3 separate regions of the Homo sapiens genome follow, and all the other regions are linked to region 3. A link is a loop called in an ENCODE intact Hi-C map of the cell type or tissue named here. Cell type or tissue: Calu3. All regions are shown on one strand.

What was found. A loop is a pair of places that touch in the nucleus more often than their neighbours do. Peaks named below come from ENCODE experiments on the same cell type or tissue, not always from the same donor. Only the 100,000 strongest peaks of a DNase experiment are listed, where the experiment ranks them.
Region 1: it touches region 3 in a loop (5-fold over the local background); 16 of 110 quality-filtered maps call a loop at or near these places.
Region 2: it touches region 3 in a loop (19-fold over the local background); 67 of 110 quality-filtered maps call a loop at or near these places.

What each region holds. Positions count from the first base shown.
Region 1 is chr20:5,221,517-5,225,516 of GRCh38, forward strand. No RefSeq gene overlaps it. Among named protein-coding and RNA genes, the nearest start is that of PROKR2, 93 kb to the right of the region's middle. In Calu3, a CTCF peak has its summit at 1,600 (motif pointing left); a DNase peak (open chromatin) is centred at 1,625.
Region 2 is chr20:5,203,394-5,207,393 of GRCh38, forward strand. No RefSeq gene overlaps it. Among named protein-coding and RNA genes, the nearest start is that of CDS2, 78 kb to the left of the region's middle. In Calu3, a CTCF peak has its summit at 2,177 (motif pointing right); a DNase peak (open chromatin) is centred at 2,168.
Region 3 is chr20:5,447,129-5,451,128 of GRCh38, forward strand. No RefSeq gene overlaps it. Among named protein-coding and RNA genes, the nearest start is that of LINC00658, 3.4 kb to the left of the region's middle. In Calu3, no CTCF peak of the experiment used is centred here; a DNase peak (open chromatin) is centred at 1,533.

The DNA.
Region 1 (4,000 bases), 230 kb before region 3:
AACAAAACAAAACAGCTAATTGTAAATCTATCCACCTAAACATCTAACCCTGGTGCTATGGTTTGAATGTTTGTCTTCTCCAAAACTCATGTTGACATTTAACCCCCAATGTGGCAGTATTGAGAGGTGGGGTCTTTAAGAGGTGGTTGGGTCATGAGGGCTCAGCCCTCATGAATGGATTAATGCATTCATGAATAGAGGGTTAACACATCAATGAGTTATCATGGGAGTGGGACTGGTGGCTTTATAAGAAGAGGAAGAGAGACCTGGGCTAGCACACTCAGCTCCTCACCATGTGATGCCCTGAGCCACCTCAGGACTCTGCAGAGTCCCCACTAGCAAAGCAAGAAGGCCCTCACCATATGCACCCCCTTGACCTTGGACTTCTCAGCTTCCATAACTGTTGGAAATAAATTCCTTTTCTTTATAACGTACCCAGTTTCAGATATTCTTTTCCAAACAACAGAAAATGGACTAAGGCACCTGGGAAGCAGCTAGGTGATCAAAGTGTGACAATATGACGGATTACTTCACAGTCCTATAGTCAGGTTCTAAATAATATTGAGTCAGTAAAATAATATTGACTGCTATAGATTGCAGACTGCAAAGCAGAGTGTACAGGAGGTCCTTATTTTGGTAAATCATATAGGGAGATGTAAATTATAAATACATATGCTTATATTACATATACGTGTTAACTACTTACATATAAAAATCATATATACATAAATACCAGGGGAGTAGACCATATTCAAAACAGGTACACTGAGAGGAGGGGTGATTTGAAATGTTTGGAAAAATACTATCTGTGTGTTTTCACAGTGTTTCATTGATATATTTTTCTTTCTTTCTTTCTTTTTTTTTTCGAGACAGAATCTTGCTCTGTCGCCCAGGCTGGAGTGCAGTGGCCCGATCTCGGCTCACTGCAAGCTCCGCCTTCCGGGTTCACGCCATTCTCCTGCCTCAGCCTCCCAAGTAGCTGGGACTATAGGCGCCTGCCACCACGCCTGGCTAATCTTTTGTATTTTTAGTAGAGACGGGGTTTCACCGTGTTAGCCAGGATAGTCTCGATCTCCTGACCTCGTGATCCGCCCACCTCGGCCTCCCAAAATGCTGGGATTACAGGCGTGAGCCACTGCACCCGGCCATATTTTTCTTTTATAAATAGAAAGCTATATAAATAAATATTGTCTTTCCTCCTGCTTCCATAATTATTGATACAGATAGTTTGAGCAAAACTACCTCTTCTCCCAGCTGCCTTTTTTTCAACCTCAGATGTGGCTCCATTGTTCATACTAACATCCTTCTGCTAGCTAGGGGTGGTGCTCAAAGGGTAGGATGCTGTTAAAACATCAGTAGATCTGAGACCTCGGCTCTCCATCCTGAAGCCCCCTGAAGAAACTGCAATAAGCCTGTTTGACCCCACCACTTGCTCATTGTGGTTATGGTGGACCTTGCTTTTTCCTGTCCTGTGCATCACCTTAGACAATTGGGAAATTACTTTTAATTCAGAGATGGCCTCAGTTATGGATTTACAGCATTGCAACTATGTAACATTGTAACATTGTGACTAAGTAATTTTAACAATGTAGCTACAGCATTGCCCTGCTTTACCGCGGAGACAGCGCCACCTAATGGTTAAACAAGTGCCCAGCCGTTCCTTACCAAAAGGCAACTCGTTAATTGTGGAGAGGACGGTAAAATCATAGCAATATATCTTCCCCGCCTCCACACAATACAGTAGAAATCAATAGTTATTTGAGCACTTCTCCATCATAATCCAACCATCAATAAGTCTTTGGGTAAGATTGTGTTGTTACAAAGCATTTGCCCACCAATGACATTTTATATCCCCAGACACAATTATAAAGGCGAAGATGTTCCATCAACAAGCACGCCTGATTTAATAGCATTTCTTGCCCACTGTTACTCAAAGCAGCCTGAATGCAGGAGCTCTCAAATGCTTCCCTGCGGCATAAACCACCCTGAGATGGGTGTAGGAAATACACTAATGAGACGCCTGAGTGTTCACAATGCTTCCACACACTAGGAGAATTGGTCTTTATTGGTGGCCTCTGGATGTTGGGAATAATGAAACACTATGACCAGGGTTTTCTAGCAGTGTTGAGAGGTGAGATTTCCAGGCTAACCCAGAATCTTGGCCTTTCAAGAGCTAGTCGATGTAGGTGACCACATCCAGGCACACACCCTTTCTCTTCCATGCATGCATTACCAACTGGAGAGGATGTCGTGGGGGCTGTATTCCGGTCCCCTGTATTAGCCAGTCTAGTGCAGCCATCTCCCAGCTGCTGTGAGTGTTGGCTGCTATCAGCTCACAGTCGCCCCTCTTCTCTGAAGATTTTTCCTTGTGCAAGATCTTCCTTGCTCTGTTAGTTCTGCCCTCTCTCCCGCAGCCCACAGCCAATGACTGACTGACATGGGGGTACAAAGGGCCAGCCCTTTTGCCTTAAAGTGGGACCAGCTCTGTGGTGCAGTTCCTGCTTCGGAGCTAAGTTGGACTCCAGCTAAGACCACATCTTTGCTCAGTTCCTTCCCCTGCCCCCTCCTACTTCACTCATCTGTCTTCTGCTGAGTTACCCTCAATAAATCCCCTGTACCCAAATCCTCTCTCCGTCTCTCCTTTCAAGGGACTTAACCTAATACTGTGAACTTCAAAGAAATCACTCAAACACACTTCACAGGAACACTTTTCGAAGATATTTTTGTTGTTCTTTGATGATTCAGAAGATACCCCTAGACTGTGCAGTGTCACTGGGCTCTTATTATGACCATCAATTAATTCTACAGGTAGGAAGAATTTTTTTTTTTTTTTTTTTTGAGACAGAGTCTCGCTCTGTCACCCAGGCTGGAGTGCAGTGACATGATCTCAGTTCATTGCAACCTCCACCTCCTGGATTCAAGCGATTCTTCCGCCTCAGCCTTGCGAGTAGCTGGGATTACAGGTACATGCCACTGTGCCTGGCTAATTTTTTTTGTATTTTTAGTAGAGATGGGGTTTTGCCATGTTGGCCAGGCTGCTTTTGAACTCCTGGCCTCAAGTGATCTGCCCACCTGGGCCTCCCAAAGTGTTGGGATTACAGGCGTGAGCCACCATACCCGGCAGGAAGAAATATTCTTGAACAGAGCTCTCCTATGGCTAGAGGATGTAATTATGTATGTTGATTGAACAGCAGTCAGGACCTAGCCTGTCTGGATCTGAATGACGCAAAACCTGATGGCAGAGCCAGAAGCCAGAATGATATGACCAGTCGACCTTGTCCCCATGGACAGTCGTGGGATGCAGCCATGGTGTTCCTGCGTGTGGAGCTTCTTGCTTTTACAGCCCTTCGTGTTGGGTTGTCTCATTTATAGAGACATACAACGTCAGTGCTGGAAGGACCTTTTGCCACTCCTCCAACAGATACTCGTTATGCCCTATGCTGGGTTGAATTGTATTCCCCAAAAAGATAAGTTGAAGTCCTACCCCCTGGAACCTTAGACTGTGACCTTATTTGAAAATAGGGTCATTGCAGCTGTAATAGGTATGAGGTCATACTAGAGTAGGGGAGCCCTACTCCAACATGACTGGGGTCCTTAAAAGAAGAAGAGAGACAGACACAGAGAAAGATGGCCATGTGAAGACAGAGGCAGAGATTAGAGTGACATCTACAAGCTGAGGAACACTAAGGATTGCCAGCAACACCAGGAGCTGAAAGGGGCAAGGAAGAATTCTCCCCTACAGGTTTTCAGGGGGAGCACGGCCCTGTCAACCCCTCGATTTCAGATTTCCAGCCTCCAGAACTGTGAGACAGTTCATTTCTGATGTAAGCCACCCAATTTGTGGTACTTTGTTATGGCAGCCCTGGGAAACTAATAGAGCCTCTGCTAAGTGCCCATCTTTATGGATTATCTGTTATAACCTTAAGGCAAGGACATGCCTTGGTTCCATTTCACTTTAGCCCAGGAGAGAGAGCTTATGGGTTGACCTGAATTCTTTGTG
Region 2 (4,000 bases), 240 kb before region 3:
TCTCCTGGGGCCAGAATTCTAGAGGCCTGAGTGCTCTTCCCTTGAGAAGAAAGGGCAGCTTTACCTTTTGGTCTCCTGGGAAAGGAGAGGAAGGGAAACAAAGCAAGAGTAACTTCTCTATTTGATTATTTAGAGGCCAGGCAGTCGGGGTGGGAAGTCCCAGAGATGGACTCATGGCCTGGCCATGGCGTACTCACTTACACGCCATCCAATATTTACCAAAGGACACTGCCAGTTCCCAAATCAACCAAAACTTAGGGAGTTCTCAAATGAAATAAACACCATTGTGCCATTTCCGTTAATATCACTTCTCAATTTTAACAAACTTAAACACATTTTTAGGGTAAAAAGCACATCCATCAGACTGAGTCTAGGTTCAGGGTAAATTCTGATCTGGATTTGACCAAGGGAACTGAAGTTATTCCTGCAGCAAAGATTTGACCGATGGTGGATTTGACTGAGGCAACTGAAGTTATTCCTGCAGCTAAGATGGGCTCTCTGATCTTGCCCACATGGTCTCTATTTCTCGTAGATTCCAGGAGCCTTAGAGGTAGAGCCTTTGAAGCCATTGATTCTCAAACTTGGCTGCACATTAGAATTGCCTGAGGAACCTAAAAAACTACCAGTGCCCAGGCAGTATCTCAGACCAATGAGATAAGAGTCTCTGGGGGTGGGATGCAGGCATGAGTTTTAAAAAAAGCAGTTCCCTGGACTTACTCCAAAGTGTAGCTGAGGTTGAGAAACAGTGATTGAAACTTCCTCTAGTGAGTCCAGCCCCTCTCAGAAACCCATCATAACTGGTCAGCACCCTGTGCTGGAGCATCCCCAGGGTGAGCCTCAGGATGTCCCGAGGTGACCCTTCTGGGGTAGGTAATGTTGCTGTTCCATCCAGTGCTATTATTCTACATCACAAGCTATAGGGCAGAATGGTGTGTGCCTCCCAGTGCCTTTGCCCAGGACTCCTGTCTTCTGCCTTTTTTTTTTTTTTTTGAGACAGAGTCTTGCTCTGTTACCCAGGCTGGAGTGCAGTGGCTCAATCTCAGCTCACTGCAACCTCTGCCTCCCAGGTTCAAGCAATTCTCCTGCCTCAGCCTCCTGAGTAGTTGGGATTACAGGTGCCCGCCATCACACCCAGCTAATTTTTGTATTTTTTAGTAGAGATGAGGTTTCACCATGTTGGCCAGGCTGGTCTTGAACTCCTGACCTCAGGTGATCCGCCTGCCACGGCCTCCCATAGTGCTGGGATTACGGGCCTGACCCACCATGCCCGGCCTCCTTCTGTCTTCTTACACCTCATAGACTGAATCTGATTCCTCTTTTGCATAACACATGTCTACAATGATTCTTAAGTGCCTCCTGGCCTTCCCCTTGCTGCCCAGCCTTCTCTTCCCAAGTTTTCCATCTTGTTCTTTTCACTCTTCCTCACGAGAAATGCCTCCCACTCCCTTCACTATGCTGACCAGTTCTGGATACCCACAAGCTTATCCTTTTTGGGGGTCCCCAGTCACTGCCTGTAGTTGTGCACCAGTGCATGTGTTAGAGGGGGCATTCATGGGATCCTGTGGGCACTGACGATACCCGTAGCCACTGCCCAAGAGTGAGCTTCTTCCCCGCCAGAGCCTCACGGGCCCCTAAATTCCCTGTCGACCATGGTGTTCATCAGGAAGTGGGGCCAGGAGGGAGCCCTCTGGTAATCTGTCAGTTATTAGAGAACCTCCTGAATCTGGGGAGCTGGGGTTGGTGGCTTCCTGAAGTTGTAATTATTTAACTTTGTATTTTGAATAGTTTTAGACTTACAGAAAAGTTGTAAGAATAGTATAAAGAATTTCCTACATCCTTCACCCAAATTTTCCAAATGTTAACATTTTGGCACATTTGTTTATGTTCTCACTCCACACACACACTTTTTTTTCTTAATTATTTGTAAGTCGTAGACATGCCCCTTTACTGTTATATAACCTTATTCAGATTTCACCAGTTACCCCAATAGTGTCCATAATAGCAAAGAATATTAATAATATGTTTTTGACTGGTGCAATCTGAGGAGCTCTGCAGGAGCTTTGAGAACAAGAAATACTCTTCCTGGCCACCCCTTCCTTTCTGTGATAGAGACGCCTGGGGCTGCTGCTGTAGCATAGTGAGGCAGCATAGTGAGGCAGTGCTGTCACGGGCCCAGCAGAGGGCAGTAGTAGTTTAGGAGTGAGGCACAGGCAGGGCTTAGAAGTGAGACATCCTTATCCGCAGAGGATCCTAGCGCAGCATTCACTAGCTTTGTAATCTGGAACAAAACCCTTAACAACTCAGCTTCCCCCTCTATAAAATAAGGGTAATTGAGAAAATTTGCAAAGCACGTGTCTACTCCTAGCATCTAGTAATCATCCAACAGAAAGTTTTATTTGCACTATTTTAAACTTTTATTTGTAATGTTACCACCTTGGCTGAGAAGTGAATTTCTCAGGGATGCCGGGGAAGAAGCAGAGAAATGTTCCAGCAAAGGCAGAGGCAGGGCGGGACATTGAGGCTAGGGGCACAGAGAGGGAAGGGAGTTCTTGGGAATGAAGGGGAGGGGAATGAAGTGGTAGCCGTGGCTGACCTTGCATTGAACCCACCCAGGCCAGCTCGAACTGAAATTCACACTGGAATGCTGACTATTTCATGGCATTGTCCAGGTGCTAGAACCTCCTCCACAGCCATCCTTACCAAATCCATAAAGGAGGAATGGCTTGTCTTCTTTTCCATTTGGGCTGGGGAAGTGCCTGAGTTCGATTCCTGACTCCATCCCTTAGTGTCTGTGTGGCCTTGGGCAAGTTATTTAACCTTTCTGCGCTTCAGTCTCCTTGTCTGTAAAACAGGAGATAATACCATTTATACTATACGGGGATTATACTCACCCCCGGATCATTGTGAGGATTAAATACATTAATACTTTCAAAGAGCTTAGACTAGCTTCTGGCACACAGTGAGTTTTCATAAATATTACTGTTATTATTTCAGTGTCTCCTCCCACTGGCACCCTGTTTTCTTCCTGATCTGAGTGCTTGGCCTTATCCTTTTCCTTTTTTTTTTTTGAGACGGAGTTTCACTCTATCGCCCAGGCTGGAGTGCAGTGGCACTACCTTGGCTCACTGCAACCTCCTCCTCCTGGATTCAAGCGGTGCCTCAACCTCACGAGTAGTTGGGATTATAGGCACTGCCACCACACCCAGCTAATTTTCGTATTTTTAGTAGAGACAGGGTTTTGCCGTGTCGGCTAGGCCAGTCTTGAACCCCCGACCTCAAGTGATCTGCCCATCTCGGCTTCCCAACATATTAGGATTACAGGCATGAGCCAGCGTGCCCGGTCGCTTGGCTTTTTCATGTCACCCCCGAGGTGGCCCCATTCTGGGTGGGGGAGTTACTCTTGGGTTTGGGTCTCCCTGCCCCTGAACATAGCTGTTGCACAAGTAGCTGCTCACACTGAACTCTACAGAGCCATCAGTCAACCTTGAGGGATTGTTATCTGACCAAAGACTTTCTATCTGTCCATTATTTATTGCTGCAAACATACCGGAAAGCAAGGAAGCCATAAAAAGCAAACAGTAGGGTCATGTCAAAATGAGGCAGAGCCAGCAAGAAGAGGCTCCTAAACATGGGACATTTTGAACATCAGTAAGGGTAATAACTGCAGTTGATGGAAACACATTGATTATATTTAAGTACATGAATTCATAATAATACCTAAATTCATGTTATCAGTATTGGAGGATGTGGGCAAACCAACTCTATTTATAAAACTAGTTAATGAAAGGAAAGAAGCATGTTTCCTGCCTTTTCTAAATAAACTGTACCATTGGTGTTAAATATCTGGTTTCTAAAAAATGTTATTTTAATATATAGAGATAGGATCTTGCTATGTTGGCCAGGCTAGTCTCAGATTCCTGGCCTCAAGCAGTCCTCCTGCCTTGGCCTCCCAAAATGCTGGGATTACAGGCATGAGTCAGTGTGCCCAACCAGTCATTTC
Region 3 (4,000 bases):
AGTGCTGGGATTACAGGTGTAAGCCACCACGCCCAGTCTGTATTGTTATTTTTATTGCTATTGTTAATATAAACGAGGCCTCAGGACTTAGAGCTTCACAACTAAATAATACCTGTGTACATCATTTTGTATTTTCAAGTTGTTTTTACAAATATCATCTTATCTGATGCACATTATAACTGAATGAGATAAATGGGACAAACGTCATCCCTATTTACAGATAAGGACAAAATCCCAAAGATTTGCAGAGCTACAGGGCTGGTTAGAGCAGGTCCCTCCTCCAAGAGCAGATCTCCCTCCCTTAGTATTATCTCACCCCTCCGGGCCTGGGAAACCTAAAGATACTTTGTGAACGCATGTCTGTATCTACAGAAAGCTCTGCTAGTTAAAGAAACTACCCTAGACCAAGCTGCGCTCTAAGGGGCTGGTGAGCTCTGTTATTTTTAAAATTACTTTAAATATTTTTTCTTTTTAATTAAAATAATGAGTCAAACATAGGGAGGATTACAGAAAATAATTTGGAACCAATCAGATTTATCTGAGGTGACCTTTTGCCACAGATGCTTGAAGTCCATCCATCTCTCTTATGAAATGAAATGTTACAGAAACAGCTCATTCTCTCCCTCCTCACTACTCCTTGCCTCCCTCCCAAGGCTACTTCCATCCTGAGTAGTGCTTTCTTCAGTTGCATGTTGATCTACTGTTATATACAAGAATGAGTTACAAGTCATATGCCATCAGCTTTGCATTTTGCAAGAATTTTCACAAATATTATGCTATCGCATGTACAGACTTTAGGCTCACTGCTGAACAATGCCCTGGGCTTCTTTCATTTTTCTGCATGTCTCACTCCTCTGGCTATGCCTGTTTGGGCTGGGAGAGAATACAGGGAATGTCCAAGATATTAGCAGTTCCTATGGCAGCAAGTGCTGGTTTCTGTGACTGTGGTTCCCTAAGAGAGGCAGAAAAGCAAGGGGACTAAGCTTCCACTGTGCACTTAATCGCAGGGCCATAGCCCAAGTAGGTTGTAAAGGCCGATGACATCCCAAGACAGGCTGGAACTTGAACTGACATTTTACAGAGGAAAACCAGGCCCAGAAAAGAGAATGGTTGCTTTAATGTCACACTTCCAGAAATTGGTAAAGCAGGAACCATCTCAGAGCTTATGACACCTTTGTACTAAACACATTGCCTTTAGGCAGTCTTATTCTTCATCCAGTAAACAGCAGACCATGGATTTGATTGTTTTCTTTCTTTTCTTTTCTTTTCTTTTCTTTTCTTTTTTTTTTTTTTTTGAGACGGGAGTCTTGCTTTGTCGCCCAGGCTGGTGTGCAGTGGCGCAAACTTGGATTTGATTGTTTTCTTGCCTCTGCTCCCCTGAGGAAAATGCCAGCAAACTATAAAATTTCATTCCCTGAGATCCTGGCAAGCTACATTGGACTTAGGTGTCTGCTGTTTCTGGGAGGCAGCAAGGATCTGAGTTTGGGGGAAGATCAGGTCACCGGGCTGAAGAGTAGCCCGAAGATCTTTTTTACCTGGATCGCCCTCTGGTGGCAGATTCGATAACAACCGCTCTAATTCATCATCTGAAATGCAAAGTGGTTGCAGCTCAAGTTTTCCTTGCTCCTCTTGGGACTTGCTCGTTCCTCATTAAAGCATCCCTATGCCCACTCTATACAAGACACATTTACTTTGAGCTGCATCCCTGAGATAATCGACTCCAAGCCAATATTTCTGTGTGTCAGTCACAGTAACTGGAGCTGTGGCATGGAAAATAAGAAGAAAGCATTGTTCCTGACCCCAAGGAATTTAAGTTAACTGGGTGAGACAGGCATACAGGCAGCTGACCAGACTCGGAGTCAGTGTGACCGAGAATGGACAGGCTGGGGGAATGCAGAGGGAGGAGGCCTTGGTGGGGAAGCTAGTGTCTGAGTTCTCAAGGAGCAATGGGAATTCTGAAGTTGGAGAGGGGCAGGGACACTGGAGGAGGGGAGGACAGGGCATGGCCCCTTCCTCCCTCCCTGTTTCCCCTTCTCCTTGGGGCCTTGCTCTCTTTCTCTTCCTCTTTACTCACCCCAGTACCAATAGCCCTACAATTCATGACCACCCGAAGCGTCCATTTTCTGGGAGAAGATTGGGCTCCTTAGCCTCTTCCTACAGACCTTTCTCTCTGAGTCTTCCCATGGGTCCTTCTGACATCTGAATAGAATGACCAAGGCATAAATCTCAATCATCGAGGTTTATTAAGTCAGCTTGAGGGTGCTTCCGGGAAAAATACAAGCCACAGGTACATCTGTGGCTGTTTTTCTCAAGAGAGTTTCAGGGGATTTAGTATTTACACATTTCCTTAAATGGGGGAAAGGCTTTTAGGAAAAAGGGCAGACAGGTGGTAAGGCGAATGGCTACATTCCTGTGAGACTCTAGCTGCTGCCTGGTAAATCTACATTTTACATAAGACAAATTGGATGTTTGAAAATAAAAAGAGAGTAAAGGAAGAGTCAAGTATGCAGATGTCTCTGGGTAGGTATAGGAATGAGTCTTGTCTTTATTCTGCACCTGCACTTCTATCTAAGCTTGCGATCAACATTATCAGCATGGAATCAACTTTAATTTTAGGAGCTAGGCTGGGCACGGTGGCTCACGCCTGTAATCCCAGCACTTTGGGAGGCCAAGGCGGGCAGATCACTTGGGGTCAGGAACTCGAGACCAGCCTGGATGAAATGGTGAAACTCCATCTCTACTAAAAATACAAAAATTAAGGCCGGGTACAATGGCTCATGCCTGTAATCCCAGCACTTTGGGAGGTCAAGGCAAGTGGATCACCTAAGGTCAGGAGTTCGAGACCAGCCTGACCAACATGGTGAAACCCTATCTCTACTAAAAATACAACAATTAGCTGGGTGTGGTGGCGCATGCCTGTCCAAGCTACTCAGGAGGCTGAGACAGGATAATCGCTTGAACCCAGGAGGCGGAGGTTGCAGTGAGCTGAGATCACGCCATTGCACTCCAGCCCAGGCAATAAGAATGAAATTCCTTCTCAAAAAAAAAAAAAAAAAAAAAATTAGCCAGGCATGGTGGCATGCACCTGTAATCTCAGCTACTTGGAAGGCTGAGGCAGGAGAATCGCATGAACCCAGGGGGCAGAGGTTGCAGTGAGCCGAGATCGCATCACTGCATTCCAGCCTGGGTGACAGAATGAGAGTTAGTCTCAAAAAAAAAAAAAAAAGAAATTAAGAACTAGACTTAGTTTGTAGACCTAAAGTTACAATTGGCATGTCCTTGTGTTGCCAAAAAAAAAAGAGGTCCCAATCCAGACCCTAAGAGAAAGTTCTTGGATCTCGTGCAGGAGGGAATTCCAGGCAAGTCACAGAGTTCAGTGGGGAGGGAAGGTTTATTGACGGCTACTCAAATACAGGGTAGGGTGTCCTCAGAAAGCAAGCGGAGGAATGCCTCGTCTTTACATTTTTCGTATATAGGAGTCTTCTCTATGTGGAGACTGAACTAAGCTGTGTCTACCTGTGTGGGTGGGCTGGAAGCATGACCAAATTTATTATTCTGTTGATTTAAAGAAAACTACTGGTGGCACATGCCTGTAATCTAGCATTGGGAGGCCAAGGTGGGAGGACTGCTTGAGCCCAGGAATTCAACATCAGCCTGGACAACATAGCAAGACCTCGTCCCTATTTTTAAAATAAAATTTGTTCTACAAAAAAATTAAAAAGAAAAAGAAGGCCGGGCGCGGTGGCTCACGCCTGTAATCCCAGCACTTTAGGAGGCCCAGGCGGGTGGATCACGAGGTCAGGAGAACGAGATCGTCCTGGCTAACACGGTGAAACCCCATCTCTACTAAAAATACAAAAAATTAGCCGGGCGTGGTTGCAGGCGCCTGTAGTCCCAGCTACTCGGGATGCTGAGGCGGGAGAATGGCTTGAACCCAGAAGGCGGAGCTTGCAGTGAGCGGAGATCGCGCCACTGCACTCCAGCCTGGGCGACAGAGCGA